Regions from separate parts of the Homo sapiens genome. Here regions 2 and 3 are each linked to region 1. The links are chromatin loops, found by intact Hi-C in ENCODE. Cell type or tissue: heart left ventricle. All regions are shown on one strand.

Region 1 (5,000 bases):
CCAGAAATCGCATATTCAGATCACCCAGTGAAGCTCTCTGGTTTACATTTAGGTATCTGGTGCCACAGATATGCAGCCTTAGGTGGTAAATATAAGTTTATCTCTGGAAAATATGTTGTTTCAGAGACTGAAGTTTTTTTTTTTGTTTTTTGTTTTTTGTTTTTTACTTTTATTTTACAACATGATTCTACACAGAGCAAGAGCCAGAAGACCAAAATCTGGGTGAAACTCCCCCTAAATCAGTCTTGCTCAGTTTTTCCAGCAGCCTCTGGATTCAGCACAGGCAGGGATTCCAGCTGGGAAAGCTATCAGTTTGCTGCTAATTTTCTTCTTCTGTGCTTACCTTTCACTTGGGTCATTTTCCTGATTTTTCTACACATGTTCCAGGAAGCCTTCCCTCGGCCTCCTGTCAGACAAGACTTCTTCCCCATTGAGCAATCACACAGGATAAGATTCATGGCTGGGGAAAGTGATGATAGGACTGAGGTCTATGAGCAAGAGGGCCCAACATACATCAAAGGGCTTGGATGACTCGTGGTAACAAAAAGCAAAACTCTATTCATTGAGAGATTTATTCTACATAGACTTTAATCATGGCTTTATTCACTGTGGTTTGTGTGTATTTGGTGAGTCACAGAGGTTTTTAAGAGAAAGAGGCTTTTCAATATTTTTCTTCATTATGAAAGCTTTGTCTTATGTAAAGCAATAAAAACACAATTAAAATGGAATATCCAGATTCCAGTGGAATGAGGGGAGAGTGTCAGAAAAAGAAGGTGATATTTAAATTGGAATCCTGGCTGTGCCACTGAGGAAGACAGGCTCAACCCATTGACATATGCAGACCATCTGGAGCACGGGGTAAATCTCAGTGCTATTTTCTTTTAACTGCAGAGTTCAGGTGGCAAGTAGTGGCAGGTTCAGGAAAACACAGTGAGCACTACTGCCCTCAACACACCCACACAAGCTATGTATTTATTTCTGCCCCTTATTGGCTGAGGGTAAAAAAATAAAAATAAAAAAATCCTATTCCATCTACTCCATTAGGCCATATTGGCCCAAACTACAAATTCACCTGTTTGTTGTTTTTTGAATTTTTATGAATTTATATTTTGGTGGGGGAGAGGTAAGTATGGCAGAGAGGTTAGGAGACTAAGGTACAAGAGCAGAATTCCTTGGTTCAAATCCTAGCTCCCCTAATTAATAACTATGTGGCCCAGAGCAAGTTACCTAAGCTGTGTTTCTTTATCTGTAAAATGGAGATGACCTTTTGCCTCAGGGTTTAATATCATATCTGTAAAGTGCCCAGAGTATTGTTAGTTGACAACATTACCTTTCTCTCACACAGAAGTGAACTCCATGGCTTCATTCCATTAAGGAAATCAAGAAGGACTAGAGAAAGGAAAGGCAACCTATGCATCATAAATTCCAACTCTGAGAAGGAGAGGTAGAAAAGGAGACCAGAAAGCAAAGTGCTAAGAGAGGAGACCATCTGGCTCACTGTTGGACAGCCTGGATGCTACAGTGAGTTTTTCCTCATGCTGAACTAAACATCTTTCCTCAACATTTCCACCTTTCACCCAAAGTGCTGTTTCTGGAACAATACATGGAGTTGGCCCATGCCCTTTTCTATGTGACAAATCTTTGAAAATAGCTATTGTGTCCCCACCTAAGTGTTTTATTTCCCAGGCTAAGCATTCCTGAGTCCTTCGATTATCCCTGGATGATGGAGTTTCCAGGCCCCTTCCCATCATGGCCAGCCTTCTCTGGACACACTCTAATTTCTCCATGTTCCTCTTAAAATGTGGTGTCCAGAAGGAAACACGATACTCTAGATGTGGACTGACCAAACACTAATTACAATGGGACTATTAACTCCTTTGATCCACAGAGTATATTTCTATTAATGGAGGCTAAAATTACACAAACTTTTTTGGTGGCCACATCACACTACGTTTTCATTTTGAGTTGATGGTAAATTATAGCCCCTTGGTTTTTTGTTTTGTTGCGTTGTGTTTATTTTTTACTACTGTATTATTTAACCAGGACTCTTCTATCTTGCATCTTGCCAGTAATTATTTAGCTTAAACACAGAAATCTGGCTGACTAAATGGTGAGAGTTAAGGTGTTTGTGGGCAGGAACTATGTCTAGCTCATCATGGCATTCCCAAGTCTAGCACATTGCCTGGCTTATCCATGTGGTAGCACTATCTTCTACCTCTTGCCTCCCATCATGATGACAGCTTAAGGAATAAAGGCACAAAGAATGTACCAGGCAGAAGCTCAATCTTTACTCCTAATTCTAGCATTAGCCCCAAATCCCTATGACATCTCCCACCCTGGCAACTCAGAGTAGAGCATTTTTGTAGGACTTTTATGCCCTTATTTGAATAAGCCTATATGATGGCAAACTCAACAGGGAAGGAAGAGGAAAGGAAAAAAGCAAATCTAAAACAGGGGATGAATAAAATACTGTTTGCTCAGTCCAGCTCCATGTCTATTTGCCTGTCCTTCCCACCAAGAACTCTACCACTTCAATTTGGGGCATTTTGTGAGGAGGGGGGAATCCTTGAGCTCCCCCTAGAGGTTAGAGTATGGGACTAATAAGAGATGTTCAGTACTTAAATGATCACTGATGTTGCATTATTTCTGAATCTCAATCCAGTATTCCAACATATTGATCAATCCTCTCAACTATCAGATAATTGTGAGTTTAAGAAGGATTGGGCCAACCTGGGGCTTCTAAATGAAATACTATTGCATGAGACCTTGGTCCAAGGAAGTCACTGCAAACTCATTTTGCCTGAACATGAACTTCCTTACCTTGTTTGCTTGCTCCTGTCAGCTTTGGACCCCAGGCAGCCTCCCACACACTTCCAGGCTTTGCATTTGCTTAACTTGGACTTCAGATTTATTATTCATTCACTTGGTCATCCAAGTCAAGGGCTGCATAGGCTCTGGGAATACACTAGAGAGAAAAATCAGACATGGGAATTATAATCTAGTGAAAGAGGAAAATAACCCACAAATAAGAGAAGTTGTAGCCAAAAGAAGCACACAGGGTCCTGAGCACCACGACAGGGGGCTCTGACCTTATTGAGGAGGAGAAAGTGATGTGTGAGATGAGAAATGAACACGATCAGCTAGTTAAGGATGGGACTGAAGTGAAGGAATTTCCAAGTAGAAGAAATGGCCTTCTGCAAAGAAACCTGGTACATAAGGGAGCCCAGGAAGTACCAGAAGCTGAAAAGAGGCCAGCATGGCTAGAACAGAATGCAGAGAGGAAGCTCACAGAGAGATAAGGCTACAGAAGAGAGCTGCTTGGCTTGTCACCAAGACCTGCCTCCAGATTAACTCTGACCCATGACCCATGCCTTTTGAGCATGACTGTCACATAACTCTTTTTTTTCCTTTGAGACAAAGTCTTGCTCTGTCACTGAGGCTGGATTGCAGTGGTGTGATCTCGGATCACTGCAACCTCCGCCTTCCAGGTTCAAGCGATTCTCCTATCTCAGCCTCCTGAGTAGCTGTGATTACAGGCATGCACCACCACACCTGGCTAATTTTTGTATTTTTAGTAGAGGTGGGGTTTCACCATGTTGGCCAGGCTGGTCTTGAACTCCTGGTCTCAAGTGATAGCCTGTCTTGGCCTCCCAAAGTGCTGGGATTACAGGCATGAGCCACCGTACCCAGCCAACTGTCACATAATTCTTAAACTGCCTTTTCCATTCTGTCTGCAAGAATTTCATGAAATACATTGTCAAATACTTCAAGGAAATCAAAATACATTATGTGCACATTATGACCCTGATAGAGCAGTGATTCCATTACAGACCATAGGCATAGTATTTCAAGGATGAGTGAAGATTTTTTGTTTGCTTTTCTTATTTAACAGGGAATGTTTGGACATACTTAAAAGCATAGGAAGAAGTCAAAGAGGGAGAAACAATGGGTGCTAGAGAAGATGGTAGAGTAGGGGAAAAACAGATTCCTTCATGAAGAGACACTAGGTGCCTCCCTAATATCTTCCTGTGAATAGTTTCATTTATGTTTTTAAAATCACATCATTCAGCAATACTTTTTATTTGTGCAATGTTTTTTTCTTGTAGGTGAGAAATATCAGCTGGTGACCATGCAAACTGAAGCCTATTTTTCTCCGTTCCAGAATTATTCAATACCAGCTACTTATCTGTAACCAAGCAGTAGCACCCTCTACTTTTATTGTTCGTTTGTCTAATCACCCATTCTTTCAGCAAATATGTATTAAGTTCTGTCTATGTACTAGACATTGGAGATAAAAAATATTAATGAAACAGAGTATTTGCCCTCAGAAGGCTCACCAACAAGTGACAAAACAGTAGGTGCCCAGGACACAATTAATGAGTGATGACTAGACGCAAATGTAAACAAATGGTAACATGAGGTGAGAGAAAGCTCTTAATTCTGTGTATGGAGGAGAGGAAGGCCTTTTGTGTAGGGGTATTTGAGCTGAGACTTGGAGAATGAGTGGGAGCGTACTACCAGTGCAAGAGGAAGGCCCAGGCAGAGGAGACAACATTTGCAAAGTCCTGGAGACAAAGAAAAATGTGGAGTAGTCAGTAGCTGAAAGAAGGTAGCTTGAATAGAGTCCGAGGTGGCCTTAGGAGTCCAGAGAGAGATGAGGCTGGAAGAACAGGTAGGATTCACTCATGATAGGCATTGAACTCTGTTTTCTACAATTTAGATTTTATTGGCTAGGCAAATGGTGAAGCTCCAGTTTGCATTTTAGAAAGACTATTCAGGCAACCATGTAAAAGATAATTTCTAATCATGAAGACCTGAAGAGAATTTTAACTCAACTTGACATCAATAACTGGTTGGTTCATCTACATTTGGCAGTATACACACAGTGCTACCTTGATTTGTTTGGAAGAATATCTAAACCTTAATTACAATCCAGAGTCTCTGGAAAAGATGGCTGGGGTTAGCTCAGTTTTTTCTTAATTGTGTTCTACAGAATGCTA
Region 2 (5,000 bases), 180 kb before region 1:
CTTGTTGTAACAGAAATCCAGAAAGCGGAGCTAAGTCCAATGTGCCTTCACCCACCTGTAATCCAAATCCATTCTCTGATAACAATGGCTGTGAACCCCCTCTTAAGCTATATGGAGAGTCAGTGAAGAACATAAACGATCTAGGTTACCTACATCACCTCCCCTTCCCCTCTCTTGGTGGAATTTCTTCCCTTCCTTCTTAGGGTTAACAAGGCTAATTTGGAAGATACATTCCATGCAAGACTCAATAAGTTATTTATAATTTCCACAGTAAAACAGGGCAAGTAGCTCTAAGTAGACAATAACCCCAGCCAGTCGTGGCAAGAGATGAGTGAAATGAGGCCTGGTTTGAATGTGTGTGTGTTGAGGGGCGGGAGGGTTGGCTCTGAGCCCTGCTCCTCAGTGTCCTGGCTCACTGTGGGAAAGAGGCATGTAGGCACAGTCCAGAGTTAATGACAGTCCGCTCAGTGGCCCTTCCCACCCCCTTGTCCTGCCCTGGGCTTTTGATTATGATCTGCAGTTGGATTTCAACTGGAACAAACCCCTAGCATGAGCAGCCTAAAGCCTTTCACCCATGTCTAAGCCGCTCGCATTTCTCCCATCTGATCCTCACGTTTGCTTTGTGTGCCTGGTATGGCATTAATGTCTGAGGGATGAGTCGTCACAGGGACTCACTCCTCTTTAAAAATGGAACTTGGAGTAATTCGAACAAGAGGTATGGGGTAATAAATGCCTGTGCTGGGCCAAGCATTGGGGCTTGGCACTGGGTATGCCGAGATGAGTTAGTCCACCCCCTGCCCTGCGTGTGTCCATGGCCAACTCACACGCTGTGACCGAGTGACAAATGCTGATGTGGGTGGAGAGGCTTCCCTGAGGAGGTGGCATAGGGCAGCATTCTGAAGGTTGTTGTGGATTCTGCCCAGAGGAGCAGGAAAGGAGGACCCTGTAGGGAAGGTGCATGTCGAGATTGGCGAGGTATAAGCAGTTTTCCAGGAAATGGTGACCTACTGAGGACTACTGTTCAGCCAGAGACGCCCGGTAGTGACCCATCCACTGGCACTGCTGCTCAGCATGGTCTGGGGCCTGATTATACCAGAATCCTCTGGAGTGCTTGTTAGAAAAGTAGATTCTAGGTGTTGAGACCCTCTGCCACAGGCTTACACCTATTCCCAGCCTCATCCCTGCTTGGCCAGGGACTAAGTGACATACTGGGGCTGTGGACCTGAGAAATGCCATTGGCTGTACAGAGCAGGACTCATTGTCATCACGTCCTCCCCAAACTGCATGAGTAAAACTCAAAGGAAATGTATATCACGGTCACAAGTGCTCAGGACGTGACTCTGGGACTGTTGCCTTAGCCCACTGGTCTTGGCACAGTGAGAAACTGAAGTCCTCTCAATCAGCCTGATGATCTGAAAGTTTGTGATTAGCAAGGTACAGATCAGTTATTCCCAGCCTCCTTCTTGGGAAATTTGACAAGTTAATCTAGAATATCTAGATCTGTGCTGTCTAACATGGCAGCCACTAGTTTACATGAGGCTATTTAAATAGAACATTGTCGTCATCACAGAAAGTTCTACTGAATAGTGCTCAAGAGAAAATAAATTCTATGCTTAAAAGTGTGACTCAGGAATTTGACATTGGTTCTCCTGTGTGTGCTGAAGAGATGGGACAAATGTCAGCCCCAAACGACAAAGCTCAAGGTTTGTGTGTCAAATACCTAGACAGCCAGTCCATCTGGTTAGTCAGTTTGGTGGAGGAAAAGAAATTAAACTGGTTAGTAAACATCGTCTGTAGCAGTGATGACATTGCTAGCTTCTTATATAATTTCCTTTTCAACTATTCAGTCATTTTACAAACATTTGTGGGGTACCTGTTATGTCTCGGCACCATGTCTAGACGCTGGGGATACAACAGTGACAAGACAGATGTTGCTCTTAGCCCTGTGGAGCTCACAGTCCTGTGTGGCCGAGTGTTAGTCTCTCAGCTGAAACACTGAGCATTTCCAGAGCGGCTTAACATTTCTCTCCCAGGACGTGTTTCAACTAACTGCCTGTGGCTGTCAATAAAAAGATACAGCCAAGTTCTAAAGATCCCAAATTGGGTTTCGTAGTGAGCAATTCACAACTGTACCCCGAAATGTCCTAGGCTTTCTCTATGAGCCTCTGCAACCCAGACCAAGCCGGAGCCATCTGGACACGTTTAGATGAATGGAGGTGAGGGAGGAGTCCTGGCAGCAGCTTGGGAGGCCGCCCAGAGGGAACTCCTGGAGGCAGCTGGAGTAAACAAGTGCCGAGTGGCTGGTGAAATGGTTTGGCTGTAGAGGCTGATACACCCAGGCTCAAAGCTTTGAAGAGAGTAATAACAAATGGCTTTGATTTAATTACACACCACAGACTTTCTAACGGACTTTTGAGGAAGGCAGCACTTCTGAGATCCAAGTCTGGCAAGAATTTGCCATAGGTGATTTTTCAGGTTATTTTACTTTGTGAGACTCAGGAAATAAACAAGGCCTTTGAAATCAATGTGTGTGTGTGTGTATGTGTGTGTGTGTGTGTGTCTGCAACTTAATTTTCTAATTTCAAAATAACAGAATAACAAAGTTTGTGCCTGATCATAATGTATGTCTCAAATCATAGCTAAAAGCCTTTTTGAGTGCCACTCATTTATTCTCAGAAAAATGTATATAGAAGCATGTTGCAAAGTGTGTTATGAGAAACACAGAGAGTCCTGGGTGGTGGGCTCTTTCAGTTCATATTTAGGAAACCATTTAAAGGACAGAGTAGCAAGGAATGTAATTGCTTATGTTGAGAGTGAGCCATTGTTTCCAAAATTGTCAATACAAATTACTCTTAAGGAACATTTCTCGGGGACTTACTATGTGTTTAGCACTGACCTGGCTGCAAGGGAGATACAAAAGACAATAATAAAAACTTGGCTTGGTCTCTACAGCTTCAGATTCTCAGAGAGAGAGGCACAAGTCAGGCCAAGTGAGTGGGAGAGAATTACCTTTATGGAGGGGATCTGGGAAGTCTTCTAGAAGGAGGGGGCCATGGAACTGTTCAGGCCCAGCGGCTTCACCTTGCACGCTGGAAATTGCCCTTAACTTACTGTCAATAATAATTATGAGAATCTCCATTGAACTTATAAAATATCGAACATGTTTGTGCAACTTTAAGAATTCAGTTGGGGCAGGTAGATATTTATTTTACGACAAAACTCAAAATTGCATTTGTTTTCATAATGAATTTGAAAAGTCCTTTTTAGGGTGAAATCTTTATCAAAAAAGTATATGACACAGGCCTGCCCTTGGGAAGCAGATGTAATAGTGACTCTGTATGCTATAGAGCCAGAGGTCTTTGAAGACTGGCTTCACTCCAGTGAGATATTAGGCAAGTTCCTGAACCTATGTGAGGCTCAGCGTACTCATCTAGAAAATAGTAGTCAGAATACCTATACTATGAAATCAGTTTATGGTGACTCTTTAATGAGATACTTTGATGAATTTCATAGTATACTGTTGGGCATGTGGTAAGTGCTCGGTTAATGTTGGCTCAGATAAGCCTGACTTCCTGATATCTCAGTCTTATCCCATCTTAACTAGCCTACCTATCATGTGGTCACTTACAACCTGGCACCAATCATGGTAAAGCAGTGTTTTTGGTAGGCAATAATTGAGACAAAAGGATTCTCCTGGAGTTGGTTTAGGTAAAAGTCTAGAGAGGGCTGGTTTAAGTAAAACTCTGCATGAGGAAAGATCTTGTCAAAAACATCCTCCAGGCAGCTCCATTCCATGTGACAAGGCTGGGTTCCTGTCTTTCCTATCCACTCCCAAGCTGTGCTTATCTCAATTAAGCCCTTGCCACACCGTGTTCAAATGGCCTAGCCTATTTACAGGTTGGTCTCCACTACTTGCTATGAGCTCCTTAATAATTGGAACCACAGCAGAGCCCAGTGCCTGGGAGGAAGCTGGCACTCAATAATACTTTGTGAATGGATAGATGGACAGATAGATGGGTTTCAAATCTGAACCAAAGCCCTGCGGCCAGACATCATGATCTGGATTCTCTTTCAGTTCACTTAAGTGACAGGTAGGAGGCAAACAAAGAATATTTATTCAGTATGTTACAAATTACTATTCCGGAAGAGTTAGTAGCATTTCCTTAAGTGGGGAAGCTTGTAAAACCCAGGAAATTCTAAGGCTCTGTGTTAGCTTCTTTCTGTCCAGCTTATTGCTCTGGCCCATGGAAATTCTATATTTGGGTGACCTAGAGAAATTATGATGTTCTCTGTGCTTGAGGAGGACAAGTCATCCTATCTGCCTCTCCCCCATTGTTTGTTAGACCTGAACAGGCAGGAAAGTAAGATGTTTGGGAAAGGGTAGCTCAGGTTGGGCGTTGAGTCGGAGCAGAAAAAAGAATTTCCAGGGTTGGAGAAAGTCATTAATTGATGATCCTTTAGACCAAGAAATGCCTTCGTGACCATATGTTTATGTCAGCCCATGTCAACACTTCCTGCTCTCTCTGCTTCAGGATGAACTCATCAATGGCTGGTTACTCACTAATTCACACTGTATGGTAACCCGTTACCATCATTCACTTATTCATTCACTTATTCAACAAATACAGGGGAATCTCTATGTGTAGTGTAGTAGCACAAAAGGTACCATATTAAAGGTTAAGAGCTCCCCTACTTTAAAACTGTCCTCAAGGAGCTTATAATCCAGTAATGCAGATTAGTAGATATACATGATAAGTATAATAAAAGGTAGCAAATGAAAAGTTACGAAGAGTCACAGAACCATGGGAGACCAAGAGAATTAGATATCATTGCCACTGGAAGACCCTTATCAGTGGGGTTGAGAGGCTTTGGGAGTAAATGTTTTCAAATCCTAGAATGATCATTTACTAACTGGATGACTGTGGGCCTCGGTTTCCTGACTTGTTGGATTTTTGTGAGTGTTAAATGAAAAAAGTGTACATGGAACTCTTAGCACAGAG
Region 3 (5,000 bases), 320 kb before region 1:
GGCCTTATGCTCAGGTGGCTAAGAGATGTTTGTTCCAAAGGGAGGAATGCTTCACCAAGAGACACAACAATGGTTCTATTGAACTGGAAGTTAAGAATGACACTCAGACACGTTGCGCTCCTCCAAGTCAACAGCCCAAGAAGGAAGTTACAGTGTCAGCTGGGATGATCAATCTGGACACCAAGGGGAAATTGGACTACTGCTCCACAGTGAAGGTAAAGAGGAGTATTCTGGAATATAGTAGATCCCTTAGGATATCTCTTAGTATTATCATGCTCTGTGATGAAGGTCAATGGAAAAGCAAAACAACGCAATTCAGACAAGATTATTAATGGCTCAAACCCTTCAGACAAAAGGTTTATATCACCCCACCAGGTAAAGAACCACAAACAGCTGAGGTGCTTGCTGAAGATAAGGGAAATATGTAATGGGTAGTGGAAGAAGGTAACAAGATATGTATACGTGTGCATATGCGTGTGTGTGTGTGTGTGTGTGTGTGTGTGTGTGTTGAATATCTTTGTTTTCCTCCTCTTTTCCCCTTATCATGTAACATAAGATGTATTAACTTTATGTCATAGTATTTAAGTATTGCTAATTTTATATGATAGTATTTAAGTTTTGGTATGTCACAGAGAAGAGTGAACATAGCTCAAAGACATTGCTTCTTCCTCTGTGGAAGGGTTTATTGTGTTTTCTGTTGTACAAAGGACAGTTGTATCAGTGTAGGTGAAATTATGACCATGTTACCATCTTTGTTTGGAGATTAGCATGGTTCAAGTACATGCATATGCATGCCAAGTTGAGAAGGAGTAGACTTGTGCTGGTTAATTTTTTGTGTCAGCTTGACTTGGCCATGGGGTCAAGTTGGTCAAACATTATCTCTGGGACTGTCTGTGAAGGTGTTTTTGGAAGAGATTAACATTTGAATCAGTAGACTGAATAAAGCAAATTGCGCTCCCTAATTGTGAGTGGCCTTCATCCAATGAGTTGAAGGCCTGATTAGTACAAAATGTCTGCCCCTCCTTTAAGAGGGAAATCCTCCTGCCTGACTGCCTTGAGCCAGGACACAAACTTTCCCTGCCTTTATATTTGCACTGAAATATCAGTTCTTCTTGGGTCTCAAGCCTTCTGGCTTTTGGATGAGAACTCAACCATCAGCTCTCCTGGGTCTCCATCTTGTTGACTGCAGATCCTGGGACCCCTCAGCCTCCATCATTACATGAGCCCATTCTTTCTAATAAATCTCTTTCCAAATATATGTACATCCTGTTTGTCTGGAGAACCCTGACTAATACAAGGGTTATTTGGCGGTTTGGGATGATGTAAAGAGATTAAAAATTCAGAGCTGGCCATGATAATTCTGTGCGTCTGTTCTGGAGACAGAAAGCAACCAGTCAAAAAATAGCAGCTGAAACTCAAGAGACTTTGCCTAAAGATACAGATTTAGGAGTGTTCAGTACAGTTCTCAAAACTCAGTGAGTGCACATAATGATCTGTGCAAAGCAGACACTTAAGAGGCATGGTCCTTCAAGAGACTGGTTCTCAAAATGTAGTCCAGAGACTTGCCTTACAAATTCCTGAGATACTAGTTAGGAAAACACATTATTAGATTCCTCCCCAGACAAACTAAGTTAAAACCTCAGGGTCTGGAGCCCAGGAATTTTTGTGGGGGATCTCACCATGTCACCCAGGGTGGTCTTGAACTCCTGGGTTCAAACGATCCTCCTGTTTCGGCCTCCCAAAGTACTGAGATTACAGCCATGAGTCACTGCGCCCGGCCAGGAGTCCTCATTTTTGACAAGCATCCTAGGTGACCGTCACACACACCAAAGCCTGAGGAAGTGTGCACTGCAAGAAGGCAAACTGCTTTCCTGAGAGAGCTGTCTGACAGGGTGCAGGAGGGCCTCGATCACTAGGTGGCGCCAGACGCACATTTACAGTAATTTTCCAGTGCTGTGGCTTCCTCAGCCAGCATAGAAAAGGAAGCCTCATGGGGCTCCTGGGATTTCTGCCAGCACCTCCTCAAGGGGAGTGAAATACAGAGCTAGCAGGCTGACTAAACTGTAGTCACTGGCACTATCAGTCACCCCCACAATGGTCTGCCTGGAAGAGGCTCCAGTTATTGGCAGAGCGTAAATAAGGAGAATTCTCTGCAAAGCCACCCATTTTGAGCCACAGTGATCCAGCAGGCAGTCTTGGGAAGTAATGGTGTGGATTTCCCAAGACCGAGTCAGGGGCAGAGCTGTAAGAGGCCAGGGGTCCCCCCACATCCCAGACCACCACCGTTCCCAGTCAGGGTATCTTCAGAGAGGACAGAAGCAATCCCTTCTTCTGTCCTAGGAGACCTGATGGTGCTGCAATGGTGCCTAACACTGGCTCTGCCTGCCGCCTGTCTCCAGGCTCAAACAGTCTCCCAGCCTCTCACAGAACTAGAAGCTGACCCTTCCTCCACCCGCTGCTTTCCCCCTTGGCCCCCAGCGCCTCACACTTGAGCTGTTTCCACAGCAACGACTTGCATGCACCTCCGAGTCTCCATGACCTCCTACCAATCTGCACATATCCATGCTGGAGCTTCAAGCACTACTGTTGAGAAGTCGCACCCCTTGCCTGGCATTGAGGACCTGCATCTTCTGGCCCTTTGGTATCAGACTATTGGAGCTCCTTAGGCAGAGAAGTGCTGATGGAGGGGGACTGGGGAGTGAAGAGGAAGACCTGGGGGCCACTGGGCCTCTGGACAAGCACAAAGGCTTCTACTGGATTCTCTGGACCAGAGATAGCCACAGGGTCTGAGAGGAAGCAAGTCAGCTCTGTGCCTGGTTAGACTGGCGAGCCCACCCAGCTGCCCCCAACCCATCCGCCTAACACAAAGCCCAAGGGGCATCACTTCTGCTTTTCTCGACACAGAGATTCTCTAGGCCCTGAGACAATCCTTATGGTTATTCTGGCTACCCTCTCTTTCCTCAGGTCCCTATGCCTCAGTCTTGCTCTTCCCATATTCAGGGCCCCAGAAAGCAACCCATAGTCCAGGTAGGGACAGCAGCACTCCTGGGGCCCAGGGCAGGGTGTGGGAATCCATCCTGCAATAACGGGACTTGGTTGCGTTCCCAGAGTCAAGGAAACGACCACTTACAAACTAACAGGAGACAGGCCTGGAGTGGTTCCAAGGCTGGGGAAGGCTGTGGAAGGAAGGACTGGGGTCCTTGAGTCCTCACACCCAGATCCAGGGGCACCCACCTTGTATTGCTACAGCCAGTTCCCTTCTTCTCACATTCACAGCCTGCTCTCCTCAGACATACCACATGTTCCCTCATGTCCATCGCCACCTGGAGGGCCACATCAGACAGCCAGGTGTGCAGGCGCAGGGCTAGGAGGGCCCGAGTCTCCCCTGCCCAGAAAGCCTGAAATGTGAGCCCTATACTTTCTCCCAATGTGATTATACAGTTATACATTTTTTGTCAAAAACATTAATTAATAATTTATAAATTGCCCTTTTTATGATCCCGTTATAGCTTTTATCCATTTCTTTAAAATGTAGCAGAAGCTTCAACAGACAGAAGAGAACTGGGCCATTCTCAAATCGTGAAAGGCCCTGCTGTAGAGGATCCCAAAGAATCCAACATGGAGCAGGTGCTTGGGTAGAAGAGTCTTAGCTTGTAGCTCCTCCTCTCCCCTCCCCTCCTCTCCTCGCTAAGGAAACCTTTTGGGTTAAGAGAAACCCACACAATAAATTCTGGTCTGGCCTGGACTTGGAGCAGCCCAGCTTTCCCTTCACTTTCTCTAGGTGGGTGGGCCAGCTCTTCTCTGACACACAAGGAGGCTGTGGTCCACCCAAGAGGGGCCAGGTCTCACAGCCCAGCTTTCCTGGGCTCAGCAGCAGCTGCCCCGCCAAAATCCACACACAGAAAGCACTGGGGTCACTGCAGAGCCTTCTCCAGGAATAAACTCCTAGGCTGGGCTCAGTCACCTGGGGCACCCAGGTCCTCAGGGTCCCCAAAACACATACACCTAGCTGGGGAAAAATCACAAATCATGGGCCCTGACTTCTGGAGGTAAAAGCTTGGCAAGTAGAAGCAGTCACTGGGGATTCAAAATGTGTCAAAGGGCAGCAACCAGGTCAGGCAGCTCTTTCACTTACTAACATCATAGGCCCTGGGGATCCCAGGGAGGAAGTGATGATAATAATATAATAGCTACCATTTACTTTGTGCCAGTAACAGAGCTAAATGTTTTACAGACATTATCTACTTAAATCCTAACAACCAAACTAGAATTTGGATACTGTTTTTCTCACTCCATAGATAAGGAAAATTGAGGGCTAAGAGAGATTAGGTAAACTTGCTGGCTCACCCCAGAGAAAGGGATGGAGGATTCCAGCCCAGATCTGCCTCCCAAGCTTGTAGCACTAGGGTTTCATAACCTTATTTTTGGGAGAAGTGGGACAATCTCTCTGCCAGCAAGCAGATCGTGAGTGGGTCAATGCTACGAGGCTAAGAGGTGTAGCATTGTCAAGAGCCTAAACTTGACCTACCTTATTCCTGGTTTGAAAATCTGATCCCTCTTGAAATCTCAATTCAAATGCTATCTCTTCTCTTAGCACAAGCCATCTCTTCATTAATTCATTCATCTATCACTTAGCCATTCATTCATTACTTGGTCATTCATTCAGTCATCCTATTTTCAGCTCCTGTGTTGTGTCATGTGCTGCTCTTTGCCTTCAGCCTCTCAAGATAACTAAAAACATGCAAGTGCATTGAGAATCTCAGAGGGAGAGGTCTTCTGGATAGAGAAGGAATGAGGGAAGGCTTCCCCGAGGAGGCATTTGAGCTGGGTCTGGAAGGATGTTTTGGTTTGGTGTGGAAATCCTTCTGATGGAGAGGTTTAAGTAGAGATTTTAGGCAGAGGAAACAGCATACTACTGTTGCAGAACTTTCTCCTTAGTTCAGCTAAAACTGGGCTCTTGTCACATGACCAGGAAAGATTAGGCTTGCGAACACAACAGA

Evidence for each region. Peaks named below come from ENCODE experiments on the same cell type or tissue, not always from the same donor. Only the 100,000 strongest peaks of a DNase experiment are listed, where the experiment ranks them.
Region 2: a loop joins it to region 1, with 3 times the contacts of the local background. A loop is called at or near these places in 32 of 110 quality-filtered maps.
Region 3: it touches region 1 in a loop (6-fold over the local background); 10 of 110 quality-filtered maps call a loop at or near these places.

What each region holds. Positions count from the first base shown.
Region 1 is chr1:115,272,980-115,277,979 of GRCh38, reverse strand. No RefSeq gene overlaps it. Among named protein-coding and RNA genes, the nearest start is that of NGF-AS1, 7.6 kb to the left of the region's middle. In heart left ventricle, a CTCF peak has its summit at 2,574 (motif pointing left); no DNase peak of the experiment used is centred here; H3K27ac peaks cover 189 bases.
Region 2 is chr1:115,452,292-115,457,291 of GRCh38, reverse strand. No RefSeq gene overlaps it. Among named protein-coding and RNA genes, the nearest start is that of NGF, 120 kb to the right of the region's middle. In heart left ventricle, no CTCF peak of the experiment used is centred here; DNase peaks (open chromatin) are centred at 480 and 2,261; H3K27ac peaks cover 553 bases.
Region 3 is chr1:115,592,928-115,597,927 of GRCh38, reverse strand. No RefSeq gene overlaps it. Among named protein-coding and RNA genes, the nearest start is that of VANGL1, 47 kb to the left of the region's middle. RefSeq lists an enhancer at 1,766-2,060. In heart left ventricle, a CTCF peak has its summit at 1,707; a DNase peak (open chromatin) is centred at 1,947.